2 separate regions of the Homo sapiens genome follow, and region 1 is linked to region 2. A link is an interaction called in ENCODE POLR2A ChIA-PET data of the cell type or tissue named here. Cell type or tissue: A673. All regions are shown on one strand. Each heading gives the region's core, and the rest is flanking DNA. Links, peaks and the distances in the headings are about the cores only.

Region 1 (5,383 bases), core at 153-5,152, 100 kb before region 2:
TTTCTTCATGCTCTTGACAAGGGAAGGGCTCCAGGACAGATGCAGGCCCTCTGCTCCTGGGAGAGAGGCCGCTGCCGGGATTCAGCCCCTAAGACTTCCTTCCCCATTCACAACAATGATCCCTGGTTCTTCCTCCACTCTTCAGGCCCTCACCTCTACAGCGCTGACCCTACTTCACCTAGAGCAGCACTTCATTTTTATTTATTTGTTCCTGAGACAGAGTCTCACTCTGTCACCCAGGTTGGAGTGCAGGGGCACAATCATGACTCACTGCAGCCTCAAATTCCTGGATTCAAGCAGCCCTCCTGCCTCAGCCTCCTGATTAGCTGGCACTACAAGTATGTGCCATCATGCCTGGCTAATGTTTTAAATTTTGTATGGAGATGGGGTCTCCCTATGTTGCCCAGGCTGGTCTCGAATTCCTGGGCTCAAGGGATCCTCCTGCCTTGGCCTCCCAAAGTGCTGGGATTACAAGCGTGAGTGAGCCATCACACCCAATCTACAGCAGTAATTTAATGAAGGAATGAAACAGCCTCACCAATAGAGGGACAAAGTGATAGGAGCCTTCTCCTGGCCTGCAAAAGCAGTACCCAATACCCGCTTTGGGGTAATCCTGCCCAAAGGGTTTCATCAACATTTAATCATGAGGAAGCAACCAGATAAATCTAGGATGTGGGACATTCTAAGAGACCATTGGCTTGGACTCTTCAAACATATCAATGTTAATTTCTTAAAAGGCAGGAGATGTATAGATTAAAGGAGACTAAAGAGACAATTACATGCAATGTGTGGGTGAGCCTTGATTGAATTTAGGCCCCCCCCAAAAAACAGCTCTTCGAATTCTTGGGGAACATTGGAGAAGTTTGAATATAAACTGCATAACAGATGATATTATTGAATGAAGGTTAGTTATCCTGGGCAGGGTAACGGTCATGTAGTTATGTTGGAGAATATCCTTATTCTTAAAAGATGCATTCAGGGGGAAGAGACATAGTGTCTGCAACGTTCACACATACAAACAGCTGATACTCATCACTGACATTCTATATTTGCAGATTTGCCTGCTTGCTAAAATGTATTTCAGAATTATAGCCCCCTGAATCAATATTCATAGGGCTTTGACGGTTACTTGCAGACATACAGAGTGATGAAAACTTTGAGTCATCCGATACAAACATTCTCAGATGAGGTCAAGGAAGGTTGATCAACACTCTGTCTTCTTGTTTCACACTGTAAACAAGTGTCCTTTCTGTGGTCTATTTAGTGGCACATTTTTTGCATTTTTATTTTTGTTGGTGATTTCACTACTTAAGATTGCCCCACGCACAAGGCTGAAGTGCTGTCTAGTGTTCCCATGAGCAAGAGGGCTGTGATGAACCTCATGGAGAAAACACGTGTTAGAGAAGCTTCGTTCAGACATGAGTCATAGCACTAACGGCCATATGCTCAGTGTTACTGAATCAACAATATATAATACATAAAGTGTCTTCAAACAGAAACACACACAAAACAAGCTTAATGAAAATGCCAGCAGAGGTTCTTAGCAATCTAGCCCTGTATCTCCCTTAGGAACAATGGTTCCATATTCTCTAATTCAGTGTTCACTATGACTCTCTAGAGTATAACTATACGTGAATAATGGGAATCAGTTGTGTGTGTGTACACATGTACACACATATGTACATGTCCATATATGTGTGTATTATATTCATGTACATAGTACAAATGTGGCAAGTGATGAATCTAGATAAAGGGCATATGGATGTTCACTGTTCTTTAATCTTTCTGTGAATTTAATTTTTTCAAAAAAATGTTGGTAAACACACACACATGCACAAACTTGATCTGTTAAGGGGTTGTAAGATCAATTTAGATGGTCTGACCTGCATTTTTTCAATAAAAGAGACTAGAATTGAATAGAACGTATCAGTGCTTCACATGTAATAAAATTAAGTACTTTTTATGAAACTTGTTTTCAGACAGCATGTAGATGTGTATTTATTTGCTGGATTGTGAAGTACAATGTTTTCCTTATTATGATTTATGGTTCAAAGAAATTTGAAAGTCACGAGCCTACAGGACCAAAGACATCCATCTGCCAGGTACCCTCTGTCATCTGCTCTTCTCTACAAGGTGTCTCTGCTCCAGGTCCTCCCAGCATGCATGTCCAGAGCCAGTTCTCTTCCCAGGCTGGCCCCATCGTGGGCTGTGGCTCCTCCCTCTCTGCTCTCACCCCGTCCATTATCCTCTGCTTCTCCATCACCCACCCCTTTCCACAGCTCCTTTCAGGCACCTATAGTCATGCTGTAGTCTCATGCTATCACTCCTGGGGCCAAGAGACCCTTTGCTATAGGGCTCCACTAACCTATTACTCAGCCATCATCAAGCCCTTGTGCTTATCTCTGATCAGTGCAACATGGAGACAGATATGGAGTCTATGAGAACAGAAAGGAGAGGAAATCAAGGAAAGCTTCCAGAGGGAGGTGCTATTTCTGGTGTCCGGAGTCTCCTTTACTAAATAACTAACAGAGTCCTGTATGAAAAATAAAAATGTGGAGTCATGTTAACGCCAAGAAAAGTGTCAGCCAGGCCAGGTGGCTCACGCCTGTAATCCCAGAACTTTGGGAGGCCAAGGTGGGTGGATCACCTGAGGTCAGCAGTTCAAGACCAGCCTGGCCAACATGGTAAAACCCCATCTCTACTAAAAATACAAAAATCAGCCTGGTGTGGTGGCATGCGGCTGTAACCCCAGGTACTCAGGAGGCTGAGGCAGGAGAATCAGCTTGAACCTGGGAGGCAGAAGTTGCAGTGAGCCAAGATTGTGCCACTGCACTCCAGCCTGAGCGACCAAGCGAGACTCCTTCTTAAAAAAAAACAGAAAAGAAAAGACAGGAGTCAGCATGGTAAAGGAGTGCAAAGACAAGAGATTCAAGGCAAAGGGAACAGCTAGCATAGAAGAGGGAAGTAGCAGCAAGAAGGGAATTGGGGGCAGGGGTGTCAGAAGTGGGATAACCCAATAAGTTAGGTTCCCTTCCTGGTGTCTCAGAGACCAAAAAGAATACTGTAGCTTCTTCAAGTTACAGGAAGCCACCAGTGAGTAGGACGGAAACCACACACTGATCTATTAACAGGCACTCAAGACTCAGGAAATAGAAGGTGTCTTGCTAATTGGGAAAATATTTCCTCATTTCAGCTTAATATGGTACTAGACAGCTCCGTGTAAAGTGTCTGTTCTTGAGATAGGTGTTTGCATTTCTCTTAGGCTCAAAAAAAAAAGTCAGCTAAAATAATGAATGTGAAGGACACATCTTGGAACACCAGACCCCCTTCTCCACCCTCAGCTCACGTCTGTCCCCAAAGCCTTCCGACCCCCAGCAGATGCCAGGATGTTCTTCTGGCCTGAATGTCTCAGGCTGGGGGAGGGAGACAGGAGGAGAGGAGGGAAGGGAGGTACTCCCTGTAGGAAAGAGGGTGATTCCAGGAGGAGGTAGAAGGAAGCACAGGGGCAGGGGGCAGGTGAGGACCTGGGATGGCCCCAGAGAAGTCCTAATTCCTCCTGTGCTTTCCCTGGGACCGAGGGAAGTCTAGGGTATAAAATGGAGAAAGATTGTAAATGAGGAGGGAAGGAATTGCGGACTCAGAGGGAGATATGACCTCTTGAGTAGCTCTGTAGCTTAGGGGAGGATGCCCTTGAAGGGATTCCATCCCGCTTAGCCCTGAAGCTTAGAGAAAATCTCTGAGCATAAGCTCAAAAGCATAAATTCTGAGGCAGGACTTGGGGCAAAGTGAGGCAAATGAGGCAGACAAGGCCAAGGCACAGAAGGGGATGTGTACCTACAAGGAGCCAGGACCTTATTCTGCAGGACGATGCTCTTGATCTTGGCTGGTCTGCTGAATTGCGAAGTAAGGTCTTTTAAAATATGCCATCCAGGCCCTGTCCACACTTGCCAAATTAGAATCTACAGGTACTCAATGACCTGACATATTTTATCTCTACTGTTAGGTTATGGCTCACTGAGGGAAGATCAGTGGGTTGTAAGAAATAGCTCGTTCAAGTAGAAAGGCTATCGGCCAGGCCCCATAGCACAAGATTGGCAGGGGAGCCCCATGAGGACAGCGGTGCTTTCCTTTGCCCACTCCAGGCCACATGATCCTGCCTTGGCTTCTTTCTGTGGGTTTGCTCCCCTGTCCATCTTCAATGCAGATTTCCCTAAATCTTACTGCTTATCTTCAGCTTGCACACAGCTATTGCTCCATATAACATTTTAATTCAAGAGCTCACTGCCATCCAGCCATGGTTCCTGAGTCTCTTGGTAGGAAGTATTTAGAGAGAACCATTGGTTTCTGTCCAGCTGATGGACTAGCTATCCTGGGTCAAATCACTTAGGAATTGGAAATGGAGTAAGAACCAGATTCTTATAGAATGTAAGTGCCCACATAAGCCCACCCACTTCAGCGGAGGTAATCAGAGCTGAGAAGACAACATAAACCACTCTCATTACAGCCCTGCACAGACAGTATTCTATAAAAGCAGCAGAAAGTTGTAGCTTAGAAAAATTCGGCCTTCTTAGAAAAATATACTGTCTTCACAAATTACTGAAATCATGAAGAAGAGTATAAATTGTGCTCTGAAGGTGGTTAGATGAAGTCAAACAGAAAGCTACTGAAAGCACAGAAAAAATGAGTTGGTTGCACAATGAAAGGCAAGCTGAGCTCCACGTTCAATTGCTCACTAACTGGCCGTGTGACCTTGGGCAGGTCCTTCTCCCTCTCTGGGCCTTCCTTTCCCTTGTCTGTAAAACAAGAAGACTGAATGATAAGACCTCTTCTTGCTCCAATATGTAATGTGTTTGAAAATGGTCTGTGCTCTTTGCTAACTGCAACTGATGGGCAATCTTGTATAAATGAATTTCACAATCCAAGGGGTAACTAGAAACAAGTTACCCATGAGATGAGAAGGCTGGCCCATGTAAGAGTTTGTTACATTTGTCCTCTGAGTCCACACAGACTTATTCGCATGGACTCTATTTGCTAAGGGCCTGTCTCCTTATGCTATCTGCCTTTGTCCTGTCCATTCTAGTGTTTTCTCACAATGCAACCTGGGAAAACTCAGTGCCTAGTTGCTCCCAGGCAAGGATGAAACAAATGGGACCCTGCAGACTGAGGTTCCCTGCAAGGAGAAAATACTTGGTATTTGTGGATCCAAAATAGCTATCAGTGGTTTTCTTGAGTGAATTCCAAAACATCTAAGTATATGGTACATGAGATGCCAATGTATTCCAGATCAATTAAGGTCCTTTGGCCTCTCAATGAGAACCTTCTTGCATTTAACATTCATTTTTTGAAAACCTGCACTAATTCTGAGCACCCCACTAATCCCTGT
Region 2 (5,383 bases), core at 169-5,168:
AAGATTTCATGGGCATTTATCACTTCCCCAATCAATACTCTTATTATTTCCTATGCCTGTCTTTAATCTCTTAATCCTGTCATCTTTGTAAACTGAGGAGGATGTATGTCGCCTCAGGACCCTGTGATAATTGCCTTAACTGCACAAATTGTTTGTAGAGCATGTGTGTTTGAACAATATCAAATCTGGGCACCTTAAGAACAGGATAACAGCAATGTTCAGGGAACAAGGGAGATAACCTTAAAGTCTGGCTGCCTGTGGGCTGGGCAGAACAGAGCCATATTTCTCTTCTTTCAAAAGCAAATAGGAGAAATATCACTGAATTCTTTTCCTCAGCAAGGAACATCCCTGAGAAAGAGAATGCATCCCTAAGGGAAGGCCTCTAAAATGGCCGCTTTGGGGACAGCTGTCTTTTACGATTGTAGATAAGGGATGAAATAAGCCCCAGTCTCCCGTAGCACTCCCAGGCTTGTTAGGACAAGGAAATTCCCACCTAATGAATTTTGATCAGACTGGTTGTCTGCTCTCAAACCCTGTTTCCTGATAAGATGTTATCAACGACAATGTGTGCCCAAAACTTCATTAGCAATTTTAATTTCACCCCGGTCCTGTGATCTCGCCCTGCCTCTGTTTGCCTTGTGATATTTTATTACCTTGTGAAGCATGTGAGCTCTGTGACCCACACCCTATTCTTACACCCTCTCCCCTTTTGAAAATCACAAATAAAAACTTGCTGATTTTATGGCTCAGAGGACATCATGGAACCTGCTGACATGTGATGTCTCCCCCGGACACCCAGCTTTAAAATTTCTCTCTTTTGTACTCTTTCCCTTTACTTCTCAGACCAGCTGACACTTAGGGAAAATATAAAAGAACCTACATGAATTATCGGGGGTGGGTTCCCCCGATAGGTATGGGGGTTGGAGACTACTGGGTCTCTGGGTATTATGATATTTTTTATTACCCTCAAGTCCTGTACAAATCTCCATCCTCTCCCACTTGTCTTTTGTTTTGTTTTGTTTACAGGAAACAGAGCTGTTGCAGGGGCTTGTGGAGGGAATAATGAGCCCCCTTTTTCAGATAATCTTATATGATAGGGGCAATTTAATCTATGGTTTTTTGTCATAGAGGATATTGTTTAAGGTTGGGTAGGGGTTTCTTTGGGTTTATCTCTACCTTTAGAGGAGTGGCTGAGAATATTTTCTCTATATCTGTATGTGACTGAGACCATAAGTGGCAGGGGACATCCTGGAGTAAGTGTTCTGCTTCTGGGGTTAACAGGAAGATTGTGGAAGCCAAAAGGAGTTTTACTGTTTCCTGCTCTTTATTCCAATGTCTTCTCTTCTCCCCTAATATTTCCTTCTCTGTCTCCATTTCACTTTCCTGGTCACAAGGTGACGTTTTAACATTACTAGTACTAAATTGTGGTATATTGTCAGGACATTTTTGAATTTGGTATTTTTGGTGTCCTGGCTCCAGTTCTTAAAAGAGTTCACTTTTTGATGAAAAAGATAATGCCATAATGCCATATGGGCATTATGGATGTTGAGGAGATCCTGGCCCAAAAGATTGACAGGGGCCTCAGGGCATATTAGAAACACTCAAGACAGACTGAGCATGTCACACTTAGAGCCTGTGGTGGGGGAGCTGAACCTAACAAAATGGTAAGGTATAGGTTTGGACTTAAAACATGAGATAGTTTTATTAGACACACCCACCATGTTAATTCTTTCATTACCCCAAGGAATGGGGTTTCTAAATAAGGTGGGATTTATAAGAGATATAGTTGCTCCTGTATCAATTAAGGCAGTTGTAAGCTCATGGTTTATTATTATATTAATCTCTCCCAATTTCTTTGTCAGGGTAGACTATTTGAAGAGGTGAAACCCCTGAACTTCCTTGGAGCACCCCTAGTCTTCCTGAGTTGCACTTACCTGCCTTTTCTTTCCTTTCCATGTAAGGTAGCCTCTTTTAAGGTGTCCTGGTCTCTTAACAGTAGTAACAGACTGGGTGGGAAGAGTCCTCAAACTGAGGCATCTTAAAGTCTTTCCAGGCCTGAGAGGTTTGAGAAGTTAATTGCTTTAGCTGTGAATGCATAACTCGGGCAATCTTTTGTTTTTCCTTTTTTAGCATAGTGCGGGATAATTGGTCAGCTAAGTTAACTAGTTCATTAGTTCTGGCCGTGGCCCAATTTGTCATGTGGCATTTTACAAGGGTGGCTAAATCATTATGTAGTTCATTTAAGAAATTTGCACTTGGCTGGGTGTGGTGGTTCATGACTGTAATCCTAGTACTTTGGGAGGCCGAGGCCGGTGGATCACCTGAGGTCAGGAGTTCAAGACCAGCCTGGCCAACATCGTGAAACCCCGTCTCTACCTAAAAAATATACAAAAATTAGCCAGGCATGATGGTGCATGCCTGTAATTCCAGCTACTTGGGAGGCAGAGACAGGAGAATTGCTTGAACCCGGAAGCCGGAGGTTGCAGTGAGCCAAGATAGCACCACTGCACTCCAGCTTGGGCAACAGACTGAGACTCCATCTCAAAAAAAAAAAGAAAGAAAGAAAGAAAGAAATTTGCTTAATAATGTACCATTTCTATTGTTTTCAAAACAATCAGGTGACATCCTGCAATATTGTCTCAACATTTTATCAAAATGTGTAAAATAATCTAAAACTGATTCAACTGGGTTCTGGCAGCATTGTTGGATTTTATTCCAATCCACAACCCTTTGGAACACTGAAGGAATGATATTTAACAGAGCAGTGGCTCATTTCCGTGCATCTTTGTGCCTGTCTTCTGGATTTTGGGGGGCTCGTTGTTGTGGCTCTGTTGGGCCTGAAGGGGTCAAATCTGCTATAGGGTCTGACCACTGTGATTTTTCCAGCCATTCCTTAGCTTTAGCTTCTGAGACCAACATGTGGACTAGCTGATAAAGGTCTGAAAGACCTGGGTCATAGGTTCTAATAATTAGCTCAAATTCTCATGCAACCCCACTTGGATCTTTATGGGGGTCAGGAAATTCTTTTTTTTTTTTTTTTTCAGACAGAGTCTCGCTCTGTCACCCAGGCTGGAGTGCAGTGGCACAATCTCAGTTCACTGCAACCTCCACCTCCCGGGTTCAAGTGATTCTCCTGCCTCAGCCTCCTGAGTAGTTGGGATAACAGGTGCATGCCACCACACACGGCTAATTTTTTGTATTTTTAGTAGAGACAGGGTTTTGCCGTGTTAGCCAGGATGGTCTTGATCTCCTGACCTCGTGATCCACCCACCTTGACCTCCCAAAGTGCTGGAATTACAGGTGTGAGCCACCATGCCCAGCCAGGAAATTCTTTATGCCTCATAATTCAGTTTTTGACTAGGTTGGTAGACAATCACCAGGGTTCCCGAAATAGGGTGATCATGAGAAATGTCCCTGCAAGGTCCCTCTCCTCCACATCTTCCAATGAGAGGCTGCCACTGGGGCTACCAGAGAATCAGCAGGAGGTAGGGTCTTTGAAGTTAGACTCTCTACTGTCTTCGTTTGAGCCAGTGGTAGACAAGGAGGAGAAGATGGTAGATTTGAACATGCAGGAGAAGGAGGGTACAGATCTGGTTGGGGAAATTCAGAGAGATCAGGGTAGAGTTGGGGTGTTGGTGGAGGTGGGAGAGGTGCCAAGGGGGAAGTAAGGGATTCCCAGGGTTTCTTTAAGAGAGAGAAAAAATTAGAGAGTTCTTGATTATCTTTTCTAAATTGATTGTTGGCCTTCTGTAGGGAGATGAGGAGATCTTCTCCCCTTTTACTCTCCAGGTACCACTGAAAGTACCTCTCCCATTCTGGTTGTTTAGTTTTTGTGCCTGCGTTTTCCATCCTGGTTCACAGGTACACGAATTTGTGCATCTCAAAAGATCCCCATTTAGGCCACTGTAACTTAGAATCTGCTTTAGTTACAGTGGTCCACTTGGTTAAATATTTACATGACAATTCACCACAAGTATTTTGCATATACCTGGCCAGAGTTTCTAAAGGTGGAACTATGGTCCACAGCTGCTGGGGTTTTAGCTAACTTAGAGGACTCATTCCCAATAATTTAGATTTCCCCTTCAGATTTGGCCAAGTCAGGACATGTGTTGGACACAAAGTGTGCTGCTTGCAGACCTAGTTTTTCAGGGTCATTACCCCCAGAACCGGTTCAGTCCACCTGTGTCAGAGCTACCTGGCACAGCATGTCAGGGGCTCAAGGTGCAGGAAAGGTCAGCTCCTTATATGTGCCTGTTTGCTGAGATTAGACCCTAAATATGTTCTTCTGAGGGGGAAACCTACTTAGAGCTGCTGCACATCTTAGGGAGCATTCCTCCCAGACACCCTCACGTGATTCTCAGTTGCCGGAGAATGCCCCAAAGGGCTGAAGGAAGCAAGGTGCTTTTATTTCTTTAGAGTGGAAGATTCCACACTCATGAGCTAGAGGGTATGGAGTTGGTCAAATCCGATAAGGGAAAGGACCAAAACACACACAAAAAAAAACCAACAAGACAGAAACAAACAACAAAACAGTTAAGCAAAACTAGCAATGATCACGCAAATTACATGATTTCTGAATGCTCCAAGTGTAAGCAAAAATTAACAACAGCTAGTTGTTAGTGCTAACTTTATTTGTTTAAAAACAATTTGCAAGACAGAATTCCAAACCAGTTTCTTACCTAATGATGGGGCCCAAGCTGAAGACTGCTTTCCGCCAATGCAGAAGCAGACAGGCTTGCCTTCCTTGATGGAAGTGAATGGAAACTCCTCACAAAAAAGGAGTTTTTTTAAACAGCAAATAAACATCAGACCCCAAATTGAAAAACACTGGAAGATCAGGGATCCCTGGAGGAGAGAGGTCCTGGACTTCAGCAAATCATCCTATCGGTTTGGGCTATAATATGCCCAAGCTGGTACCAAGCACAGACAGGAGAGCTGCTGCAGGCCGGGCTACCTTCACTCAGGGTCCCTTCGTGGTTACCAGATGTCAATCAAGAAAAATGATGAGACAAATCTCATCATCAGACAATCTGCTGATTGGTCCATTTTACAGAGCACTGATTTGTCCATTTTACAGAGTGCTGATTGGCCCGTTTTTACAGAGTACTGATAGGTGCGTTTATAAACCTTTAGCTACTACAGGGCACAGTGGCTCATGCCTGTAATCCCAGCACTTTGGGAGGCCAAGGCAGGTGGATCACGAGGTCAGGAGAGCGAGACCATCCAGGCTAACACGGTGACACCCCGTCTCCACTAAAAATACAAAAAAAACTAGCCTGGCATGGTGGCAAGCGCCTGTAGTCCCACCTACTCGGGAGGCTGAGGCAGGGGAATGCCGTGAACCCGGGAGGTGGAGCTTGCAGTGAGCCGAGATCGCACCACT

The links. Peaks named below come from ENCODE experiments on the same cell type or tissue, not always from the same donor. Only the 100,000 strongest peaks of a DNase experiment are listed, where the experiment ranks them.
Region 1: POLR2A ChIA-PET joins it to region 2 with 6 read pairs; 2 of 35 experiments call an interaction of 5 or more read pairs at or near these places.

Annotation. Positions count from the first base shown.
Region 1 is chr11:110,520,355-110,525,737 of GRCh38, reverse strand. No RefSeq gene overlaps it. Among named protein-coding and RNA genes, the nearest start is that of FDX1, 93 kb to the right of the region's middle. In A673, for the core only: no CTCF peak of the experiment used is centred there; a DNase peak (open chromatin) is centred at 3,067.
Region 2 is chr11:110,416,894-110,422,276 of GRCh38, reverse strand. No RefSeq gene overlaps it. Among named protein-coding and RNA genes, the nearest start is that of FDX1, 10 kb to the left of the region's middle. RefSeq lists a silencer at 346-546. In A673, for the core only: no CTCF peak of the experiment used is centred there; no DNase peak of the experiment used is centred there.